Linked DNA regions of Homo sapiens: region 1 is linked to region 2. The links are chromatin contacts, found by Hi-C or POLR2A ChIA-PET in ENCODE. All regions are on one chromosome and are shown on one strand. The core of a region is the stretch at or near the end of the contact, and the rest is flanking DNA. Distances in the headings are between cores, read along the strand shown.

The links. Hi-C counts contacts between places; a loop is a spot of excess contacts on that map. ChIA-PET counts read pairs that join two places held with the same protein, here RNA polymerase II (POLR2A). Pooled maps may share reads with other maps.
Region 1: a map of ascending aorta shows a loop between it and region 2 (4-fold over the local background). The contact joins the promoter of BOD1 here to the promoter of UBTD2 in region 2. A Hi-C loop is called at or near these places in 2 of 168 maps with a recorded cell type or tissue (CD4-positive, alpha-beta memory T cell and ascending aorta) and 15 of 50 pooled maps. POLR2A ChIA-PET finds 5 or more read pairs at or near these places in 1 of 52 experiments (T-cell).

The regions. Positions count from the first base shown.
Region 1 is chr5:173,614,738-173,620,185 of GRCh38, reverse strand. It overlaps BOD1 (biorientation of chromosomes in cell division 1), which reads left to right and starts at 3,536. Exons shown (of 4, transcript NM_138369.3): 1 at 3,536-3,986. The coding sequence starts at 3,750. RefSeq lists enhancers at 3,260-3,339, 3,360-3,619 and silencers at 3,600-3,669, 3,680-3,729.
Region 2 is chr5:172,281,297-172,286,361 of GRCh38, reverse strand. It overlaps UBTD2 (ubiquitin domain containing 2), which reads left to right and starts at 2,598. Exons shown (of 3, transcript NM_152277.3): 1 at 2,598-2,766. The coding sequence starts at 2,697. LOC100288254 (a long non-coding RNA gene) reads right to left here and starts at 765. Exons shown (of 2, transcript NR_130933.1): 1 at 607-765. RefSeq lists enhancers at 1,321-1,920, 1,921-2,521 and a silencer at 2,096-3,005.

The DNA of each region.
Region 1 (5,448 bases), core at 2,287-4,786, 1.3 Mb before region 2:
CCTTGGATGAATAAACATAGGTAAGAAGAAAAAGAGCCACCTCATGATCACAAAGAAGGACCAATAACTAGTCTACCCCAAGCAGCTTTGGTGTCTAAATGCAGCCCTGGGCTCAGTCTTAGGGCTCTGGAATGCTCTCGCTTCAGGACCAGGATCTTCGATTAGAAGGTCGGAAGGTTACCAAGGCAACTCCCAGATTATCTTCTAACCTTGGGCCTGCTCCAAGCCCCAGACTCTTAGTCCAGTTTAGTCATATATTATGGACAGATTCCTAGATTGTACTTGACCCCTCTGAATATTGACTATATTCTGACATTTGGTCCAGGGCATTATCAAAAGTCTTAAATGGCCTTATCCTATACCTAGAAGAGTAAATTTCCCATTCACTCATCCTTTATTGTTTTTCATTCATCCGTCATATATTTGTGGAGAGCCTGATGTCCCAGGCACTGTTCTTGGTGCTAGGGATGCAATGATGGTTGAAATGGACAATCCCTGCCTTTGTGGAATTTAGAGGCTAAGAGGAGAAATAGAAGTTAATTAAATCACCTCCTGACCCAAATGTAAATTCATGATGATAATATGTTATTAAACATTTGCTAAAGACCAGGAATTGTGCTAAAATGGATTGCCGAAATGGCACTTAAGCCTCTCCACTGTCCTGGGGAAACTAAGGTTCAGAGGGATGATCCAGCTTTGCCAGCTGGGATTCCAATCCAGTGTCACCTGATGCAAAAAGTCCATACATGTGACTACTTTCTTATATCTCCCTTGGCAAATGATAGATCTCATTTCTTTTCCAGTTTCAGTGAGGTCTAGATTTGGGCTTGGGGAAGTTCTACTTTTTCATGTGGCCTTCAACAAAAAATATTCCAGCACCTAAAATGCGTAATTCTTTGGGGTCGGGCAACTTATTACAGACAAGTTTTAATACTGAGAAGCAACAACAATTTGCTACGTGAAGGATACCTGAAAACCAGATTACTACCTAAGCCAAAGTTAAAACAATGTTCCGCACAGCCATTTCCGAATGTTTTGGATTATTAATACAGCAATGGCGCTCTCTGATGACTGCTGGTGTGTATTACATGTCTCTTGAAGGGAAGAATACATTTTGGATGTTGTGGAGGCCTCCTATTCCACGGTTTGGATAAATAATAAGCCTCCCTTCAGCTTGATCATCTTCACTCCTCATCCCCTTCCCCTTTTATCCCTCATCATTTACTTTGATTGCAGAGGGAAGGTCATGGATACAGAATGCAGCCTTTTGTCAATGTTCAGAGACCCAGCAACCAAGACACAGGTCCCCATGACAGATAGTGAAATTGTCACAGTGTGAACCAAGTGCAGACAATCTCCAGGATCACTTACCTATTTAAGTCATGACAGATTCATCCATCATCTCCTGCTAGAATGCTCCTTCTTTTCTGAAGATTATGGCTACACATAATCCTACCCACGCACTCTGTGATGCTATCCCACAGCTTTAGGAAACAGACAGGAATTTATACATTCTCTTTGAGCTAAGAACTATCGTGCTAAGAGCTGGAGACACAGTGATGAACAAGTCGTGGTCCCCATTCTAAATATTACACCCTATCAGGGGACTCAGGTGGCCAATTTGTCTGTAAATCATTCACTTCCAATTATAATAATTGCTACAAAAAATGAGGCTTTGAGTTTCTGTAGCATGGAGGAAATATCTCATTGGATCTAGGGGTCAGAAGAATTTTCCCTGAGGAAGGAGAGTAAGATGTGGGGTGCCAAAAATGGAGAAGGGACTAGTCAGAGTGATCAAGGGCTTGCAGAAGAAAGAACCTGGGGCTGAGGCAGCCTGAACTGGGCTTCTCCTGGGGTTAAAGGTGAGTGATCAGTGTAGAGTCAACCAGTAGGAACAGACATTAGGTAATCTCAAGGATGGTGAGCTATTAAGAGAGAATGTTTGTCATTAACTGACCCATTGTGAATGATTGAGCTGGTGTTAGAGGATGAGTATAATCCAACACCTGAATGTTTCTTTTGAGGGTTAATTTAAACTCTCTTGGACAGGTGTGGTGGCTCACACCTGTAATCCCAGCACTTTGGGAGGCTGAGGCGGGTAGATCACTTGAGGTCAGGAATTCAAGACCAGCCTGGCCAACATGGTGAAACCCCCATCTCTACTAAAAATACTAAAATTAGCCAGGTATGGTGGCATGCGCCTGTAATCCCAGCTACTCGGGAGGCTGAGGCAGGAGAATTGCTTGAACCCAGGAGGTGGAGGCTGCAGTGAGCCAAGATTGCACCACTGCACTCCAGCCTGGGCGATAGAGTGAGACTCTGTCTCAAAAAAAAAAAAGAAAAAAAAATTAAACTGTCTTGAGTACTAAATATTGGTGTGGAGAACATCCTGGATCTTTGCCAATTCTGCATCTTCGCAGGAGCCAAGGATATTGCAGAATTTGCTATTTACATCCCCTCTGCTGCTTGTGTAAGATGAGGAAACAACAATAGCAGACATAATTGCTGAGGTTGGGAGGGGGAGCTGAGCTAACAATAGGCAAAAGATGAAGGGAAGAGAGGATAATGGTGGCAGCTATAGGATTCCAATGGTGAATTGTGGCTACTTAAAAAAATCAGGATATAAAGCCTTACCTATTGTGGGATACCAACTAGCTCTCAGGATACCTCAGGCTAAAATGCAAGATTTAGATCCTCAAAACCTGGGTTCAAATCCTACTTTTCTACCTCTAGGTATGTGATTAGGTTAACAAACTTTCTTCTGCCTCCATTTCTACGTCTGTAAATAGCAATAATAGTAGTATGTATCTGCTTTTTTAAATTATCGTGAAGAAGTGCGTGGAAAGTGCATAGCATCACGCCTGACACTTTTCAATTATTCAATATTGGCTTATGATTGACAATATTTAATATTTGGGAGGAAATCCACACACATATAAGACAGACTTAAGGAAAACTTTTATTTTCTTCTTCACACTTTTCCGTTATTTTCCAATTTTCTAAAATGAGTATGCATTGCTATTAAAACCAAAAGGAGGGAAACTCACAAATTTCTGAACAATAGAAGTTTGACTGTTCCACTGTTTCCGGAATTTCCCGGAACATGTTGTTCAAGAAGGACGTGGGAGTGCATGCTGAAGCACAGATTGCTAGGTCTCGACCCGTAAATACTGGATAAAAATCTTTAAGAAATAATTCTGGTAATCTATACTTTTAATCAGCTCCACAGATGACTGTTATAATCGGGCACTGCTGGGACGTGTTGATTGAATGGGAAGTGAGCAGAGAGTGGGCGGGGAAGGCCTGGCGGGGAAGGCCTGGCGGGTTGCAGCGATCACGAGGCCTGCGCCTACAGTTCCCATATTACCCCGCGAAATCGCGACGAGCAAGCACGAACCCTGCCGGGAGTTGTAGTTTCTCTCGGCTAGGCCGCTGCCTATAAAGAACGCCGGAGATGGCCACAGAAAACTTCCCGCCCCACAATGCAAAGGTCAACGTTGACGCCATCTGGGGTGCGCCTGGAATCGAGCAGGCCGTTTCTGCCGCGTCCACCACAACCTCTGCTGTATCAGAGGGGGCCTTCGCCGCCGCCGCCCCCACCACCGCCCCTGCCGCCATCGCCACCTCCGCCGCTGCCGCCTTGGGGCCCTCCTCCTTCACCGCCCCCTTCACCACCTCTACACGTTCTAGGCCTTCTGTCCTGGAGAAGAAGCTATAGTCGTTCTCCCTTGTGGGCCCGGGGCGCAGCCATGGCGGACGGCGGCGGCGGCGGGGGAACTGGCGCGGTGGGCGGCGGCGGAACTAGCCAGGCCTCTGCCGGGGCAGCGACTGGCGCTACTGGGGCCAGCGGGGGCGGTGGCCCCATCAACCCGGCCTCGCTGCCTCCCGGCGACCCGCAGCTCATCGCTCTCATCGTGGAGCAGCTCAAGAGCCGGGGCCTTTTTGACAGCTTCCGCCGGGACTGCCTGGCCGACGTGGACACCAAGGTAGCTGCGGCCGCCTGGGCGTTGGGGAGCGGGGCTGCACGTGAGGCCGCCGGGTGGCAGCTTTGATTTTCGAAAGCCGAGAGCAAAACAAAAGATAGCTTAGAAATCTCAGCGGTGAGGTCTTACACCGCTTGGGGCAGTACGGAGAGCTTTCTGAGCGATGCACACGTGGGTTCCTGCCTGATACATTTACTACTAGTTGTGATTTTACCCAGTCCCTTCTCCGAACTTGGGGTTTCAATGTGGGTTTTAGAGCCTAGACCGTATCATTCCCAAGATGGAACTCCTCTGAGGCCCTTAATAACAAACTTCGAAACCAAGTAGATAAGCAAGCGTGCTTTAGAATTTCCACCTGTTCCGTACTCACCACTGAGAAGCTGGCATTAAACACAATGATTTGAACACACAGTCATCACCATTTTATAGCTGTTTATTCCTTTTCTCTAGCTCATTGTTTTGCAGACTAGTACGGCGTTGAATTAAGATAAATTGTAGAAACAGCACCCTTATTTTGCACTTCATCATTGATAAAAGGAGATTTGGTGCCTAGTTGAGATCCTAATGCCATTGGTCAGTCCCACCAGTAAAACGCTATTTCACTTTACCTACTCGTCAGGGTGGTTTGGATTCAATGAAATAATGGGTGTTAAGTATCAGACATACAGTAGTTGCTGGAATGTTCATTTTCTTCCTTTTCAAAACTTGTCTAGCCACGACTGTGGTTGTAGGTTAGGAGACCCTGTCACTGGACTCCTGCAGGGTAGTGATTTCTCCTACCAGAGCCTGTCATGGAAACATTTTGCTTACCTCACAGCAAGATTGTGAGCTTAGAATTAGACCTTAAGATAGGGAAAAACGTAGTCTGTTTATTCGTTGAACGTTTATTGGCCTCTAGTTGCCAAGCTGTGCGATTACAGGAATAAGTCACTACCCCATCCTCAAAACTTATAGTCTAGGTTAGAAAACTGACATGTAAATAAACCAGGTGGTAAATACGGATGTAGAGAGAGAAAGTGGTATACACTGTTCCTTCTCCAAGATGAAAAGCCCAACTAGAAGTCTGTCCTTGAAACAAAGTAATTTAATACATATACATCCCAGATCTGTATTGACAGAGCTTTCACCTTTCCTAGGACAAGTTCTCCATTCATATTTCTTATATTCCGTTAGGTTTTGTGTGTGATTTTAAAACAAAAGCGACTACAGTAGCCCGCCCCATCCAAGGTTTTGCTTTCTGCGGTTTCATTTACCCAATTGTTGCGGTATGGAAGTACTTGTGTTCAGGTAACCCCTATTTTACTTCATAATGGCCCTCAAAGACATTCATGCGTAGTGTATATAGGGTTCAGTACTACCTGAGGTTTCAGGCACCCACTGGGGATCTTGGAACGTATCCCCTGAGGGGGGAGGGGACTACCCTCTTGAGCGGCTGGTGAGGGAGAGTGGTTGGAACCTTCCCATG
Region 2 (5,065 bases), core at 1,349-3,848:
GTGATCCGCCCGCCTCGGCCTCCCAGAGTGCTAGGATTACAGGCATGAACCACCGTGCCCGGCCAAACTTTCTTTTTTCTTTTTTTGAGACAGGGTCTCGCTCTGTCACCCACACTGGAGTGCAGTGGCGCGATCACAGCTTACTGTAGCCTCCACCTCTCTGGATTCAGGTAATTCTCCCACCTCAGCCCCCTGAGTAGCTGGGACTACAGGCGCTCACCACCACGCCCCGCTAATTTTTAAAATTTTTTCGTAGAGACAGGGTCTCCCTATGTTGCTCAGGCTGGTCTGAAACAGCTGGGCTCAAGTGAGCTTCCCACCTCAGCCTCCCAAGGTGCTGGGATCACAGGCGTGAGCCACCATGTCTGGCAGAAACTTCAGACCATATAGCTAGTACACGATGAAAGCCAGATTCCAATCCAGGAAGTTAATCGCCAAGCTGGGGCCCTGACTGCGACACTACTCTGCCTCCTGGGAAATGTGTCTCTAAGATAAAGGCAGGGTGGAGAACATCTATTGCTGAGAATCTCTCCCCGAGATTGCTCTCTCTTCCTAGTGCCAACTCCTCAGTGCTCATCGGAGAGCCCTCATCATTTGGGTGCCTACCATCTGTTTAATAGACATCGTGGAAGTCTTGGTTTCTGCAATTTCTAGAGTGAAATTCAGGACAAAGCAATCTCTTTGCAAATATTCGGCATGCAGCTTCTCTTCTTCAGGGAAGTGATGAAGTGATGTGTCTGCCAACGTGTATAGTTAGTTGAAAATGATCAGACAGAAGGCTTTGTGACACAGCCCCTGATGTCAGAGCAACCTCTGAAAACTCATAATAACATCGATGGCATAAGCTCTTTTTGGAATGTTCAGGACCACAACTGAGGACAATACTAATTCTTCAGGATGAGTTTAATATAGCAGATTTCTATATCTCACGACATTTCTGTGTTTTAACCTAAGTGTAGGTTTTGCTTGTCTACTGTCTTTTTATCAAATGAATACAGAGATCTAAATCTTTGTATAATAGCTTGATCTATTTCTGTGAGCTAGATTTCCAGATGTGGAATAATCCCGAGTCAAAGGATATGAACATTTTTAAGGCTCTTGATCTGCATTGCCAAATTGCTTTGCAAAAAAGATTGAACCAATTTACACTCCCACCAGCAATGTATGAGAATATATTTAAATGCAAATCCCAAGCTGCAGAGCATCTCTTTCTTAGGTATTTCAACTTAAAAAATTTTTTTTCGTGCTAAGCAAAAGCTGACCCAGGATGTTAAAAAAAGAAAGTCTGATATAAAAATGGAGCAGATAGTTAAAACAGCTTCTTAGGCAGAAATAAGCTTTAGAAAGTCCCAAGCAGGATGATAACAATTTTAAGGCATCATAGCACGAAGCACAATTCTAAAGGGACCATTAACAATTTGGCTGAGATTGGAAAAGTAACCGCCAAGAATGTTGGGCGTGGTCAATGTCCCAAATTCTAGATTCGAAAAGGCAGGGTGTTTCACTCATTTACACTTCACTTTGGCCTAAGGACGATTTAAGATACCCAAAGGCAGGATCTTGATAAGTAGTATTGTTTGAATCATTAATCCCGTGAAAATGAAAGAAACCCACGCCCCCTGAACTAAGGTCAGCGTTTATCTCTTCTTTCCAGGCGTTCCATCAGGACGCCTCGCCTCTAATCTCAGTTTGGTTTGCCACAACCACTGCCTCCACCCCTAATAATGGGGCCCCATGATTTTAGGGAAGACGGGGGTGGGCAGGCAAGAGGAAGCCCAGATTCGGGGTACCAACCCACGGAGCGCCATACAAATTCAAAGGGCGCTGGGACCTCAACGTTCGGCCAGGACACTCTCCCCCGAGCCCCCGTTATTTGGGAAACCGCCCCGTCCCCGCCTGCGAGTCTTCCACGACTACTTCTCGGTTCCCCCGTGCGACCCGCTTCCACCAGCAAGAAGGAGCCGACGGCCGAGGAGCCAGGAACTCGATTTCGCCCCTTCCCACTCCTCTTTTCTCACTTTTGTTCGGCTTTTTCCTGCTTTCCCTCCCTTCTTCCCTCTCCTTTCTTCTTCCCGTCCTCCCTCTCTCCTCCTCCCCTCGCCTCCAGTCCTCCCCCCGCCTGCAGTCCTCCCCCCACCTAGCCCCCTGCGTCCCCTCCCCCGCCTCACCCTCGCCCCGCTCCGCTCGCAGCCCCGCCCGCAGCCAATCAGAGCGCGGCCTCCGGTGGCCCCGCCCTTCTCCGGCGATTCCGGGCGGGCCGGGCCGAGCCCAGGCCGTGGGTGCGGAGGGCGGCGCCGCGGGCCGGGGGCCGATGGGTCCTGGCGGACGCGAGGCGCCGGCGCGGGGCTCGCCTGGACTCGGGTGTGCGGGGCTGTGAGGGGGCGAGGCGGGCGCTGCGGCCCGCCCGGGATGGGCCAGCCCTGGCCTGGCGGGGCTGAGCCGAAGGCGAGGGCGGCGCGCGGGCCAGGCCTGCCGGGCGGGCGGCCCGGGGGTTGAGGTAGAAGTGGGCGCGGAGGAAGGGGCCGAGCCAAGGCGGTGGGTGGAGCGGCGAGGGGGGCGGAGGCTGGGCCGCGGCGGGCGAGCGGAGCGGCGCGCCTGTCCGGAGCTCGGCGGTGGCGCCGGAGGAGGCTGCAGCGGCGGCGGCGGCGGGCCCGGACGAGCGTCCGGAGGTGGCGGACGAGGCGCCGGGGGCCCCCATGGGCGGGTGTGTGGGCGCCCAGCACGACTCCTCGGGCAGCCTCAACGAGAACTCGGAGGGCACCGGAGGTAGGTGAGCGCCAGGGGGCAGCCTCGGCCCCCCATTGTTCCCGGCCAGGCCCGGCCACCTGTCCCGACCCCCGCGGGCCGCGCCGGGCCCCCGCGCCCCTTTGTCATCCCCTCTTCCACGTCATTCCCCGCGCTCCGCTTCCGGCTGTCCTGCCAGCCGCGGGGGTCGCCCCTTCCCGCCCCAGCCCTGAAGAAAAGTCCTCTGAGCGCCGGGGACGTAGCCCTTGGCCTCGCCGACCGCCCCGCTCGGCTCGGGGAAGTCGGACCCGAAGCTGCCCTTCTGGCCACCTCACTCCCTCTCCAGGCCGTTTAATTATTGAGGATCAGGATGGCGGCGCCGGGGTTGCAGAAAAGCGAATTGATGGCGGGGGGAGGGAGCTTGATGCGTTCCCTCCGACGGGCCCCGCCACATCTTTCCGCACCCTTCCTTGTTCTGTGGAGTTGGCTGGTCTCAGCTTTCCTGAGTTTCAGATGACAGCTGCCCCGGTTGGTTCCAGATTGGCCATTTAAACCTGCGAGTTTCTGGAGCTCGGCTGGAGGAGTCTCCAGTGGCCGCAGGCATTGTATTAAGGAGGGGTGGGGAAACGGTCTTCCCGGGTAAAACGTGGCTCCTAGCTAGAGCTTGGGGGTGTTAGGCCGGTGTGCTGTCGGGGTGGGCTAATCACATTCCCATCTGTCTTACGTAGAAGGAAAATATGTAGGATAAAAGTACAAGTGCAGTTGGACCCTGACTTACCCCACCCAGTAAGATCAGTACTTTAAAAGTTTTCTAACACGGGAACGCACTCCTACTTTATAGTAAAAGCGTGCTGAGGATAGGTATTTTAATTCAATCAGTAGTAGTTGTAGTATGGCAGTATAATAATAAAATTAGTTCTATCTTTATTTAAGTGACCTTTGGTTACGTCCATTCTGTAGAATATTTTAGTGATAAACAGCCTTTAGGCAAAGATGACAGCGTTGGTTTGATTTGTGACCTAATGTTAGCTGCCTTAAAATGTGCATGTCTGTAAATTTTTAAATTGTTTGGGTATGGGAGGGTTTACAACTTTTTCGTAGCATACTAACATTTAGACCAGTTGCTTGCCCTGTCACTTAAGCTCTCTTCACAAACCATGTACACCTAAGTTTTTTGGCTAATGGATTTCCTGAATTCCATGATGGTTAGCCATGCCACTTTATTAAAATCTGTGGGTATCCTGTATGACTAAATCCTGGGTAAATAACTTGAGAACTCAGTGGAAGTTGTCTTGAAAAAGTCCATGAAAATGCTACTTTATAGTGTATTTTATGTCGTAGCATTATTACTGGCATATTGAGATCCTCAGTGACAACAAAGCAGGAAGATAAAAAGGGCACGATTTAAAACAGCCTTGGGTTAAGGTGAAATTGAAGGATCAAAATGAATCTTCCTCTAATTGTGTTGATCATTAATGATTCTGAAATATATTAGTATTTGTTATCGCTAGTGTTTAGTTTTAATTAAATTTTTTTCACACTCATTTTAATATTGTCATAAGCATTTTGCTCTTCTCCGTAATGTATGTGGATTAATTTATTTAAGCCTTTTGGTAGTGTGACTTATGACCAGACAGGCATTATTAATATGGGCTTTAAAAAGCGTGAAATCTTAGCTTTGGGTAATTTATTACCGGTGGTATCCAGTTAGATAGCTATAGTATCAGTTTCTTTGAGGACTGAGTTCTCTGGACCGTAAGCTCTGCTGTACATGAAGTTTAGAAAAAGGAACATTAACCACCAAACGTCTTTATTTTCTTTTGGAGAGAGGACATGGGCCCTGATGTAACTGGGGTCAGGGAAGAGGCTCTTGTACTAAAAGGATTATTTCTGGAATTTGATTATGGACGCTTTTATTCTCCATTATTGTCATGATAATTAAGAGTTAATTGTGGTTTAGTGAAATTAACTCAGGTGTGTTGCAGGTTAACATATAAAAAAAATTATTGCTTAATAAGTAGATTGTTGGGAAGGGAAAGACTTTTTCCTAAGGGTGTTGGCACAGATCCCTAGCTTTTCAAACATACTGTGGTAGTGAGTTAGGTTTGGGGGATGTGTGGAGGGCTTGGTTTGGTTTCTCGAGACAGGTTCTTGCTTTATCGCCCAAGCTGGAGTGCAGTGCCAGATCACAGCTCACTGCAGCCTTGACCTCCCAGGTACAAGTGATCCTTCTACCTCAGCCTCCCAAGTAACTGGGACCACGAGGTGCATGCCACCGCACCCGGCTAATTTTTAAAAAATTTTTAGTAGAGGTGGGTTTTGCCGTGTTTTTAATCTGAAT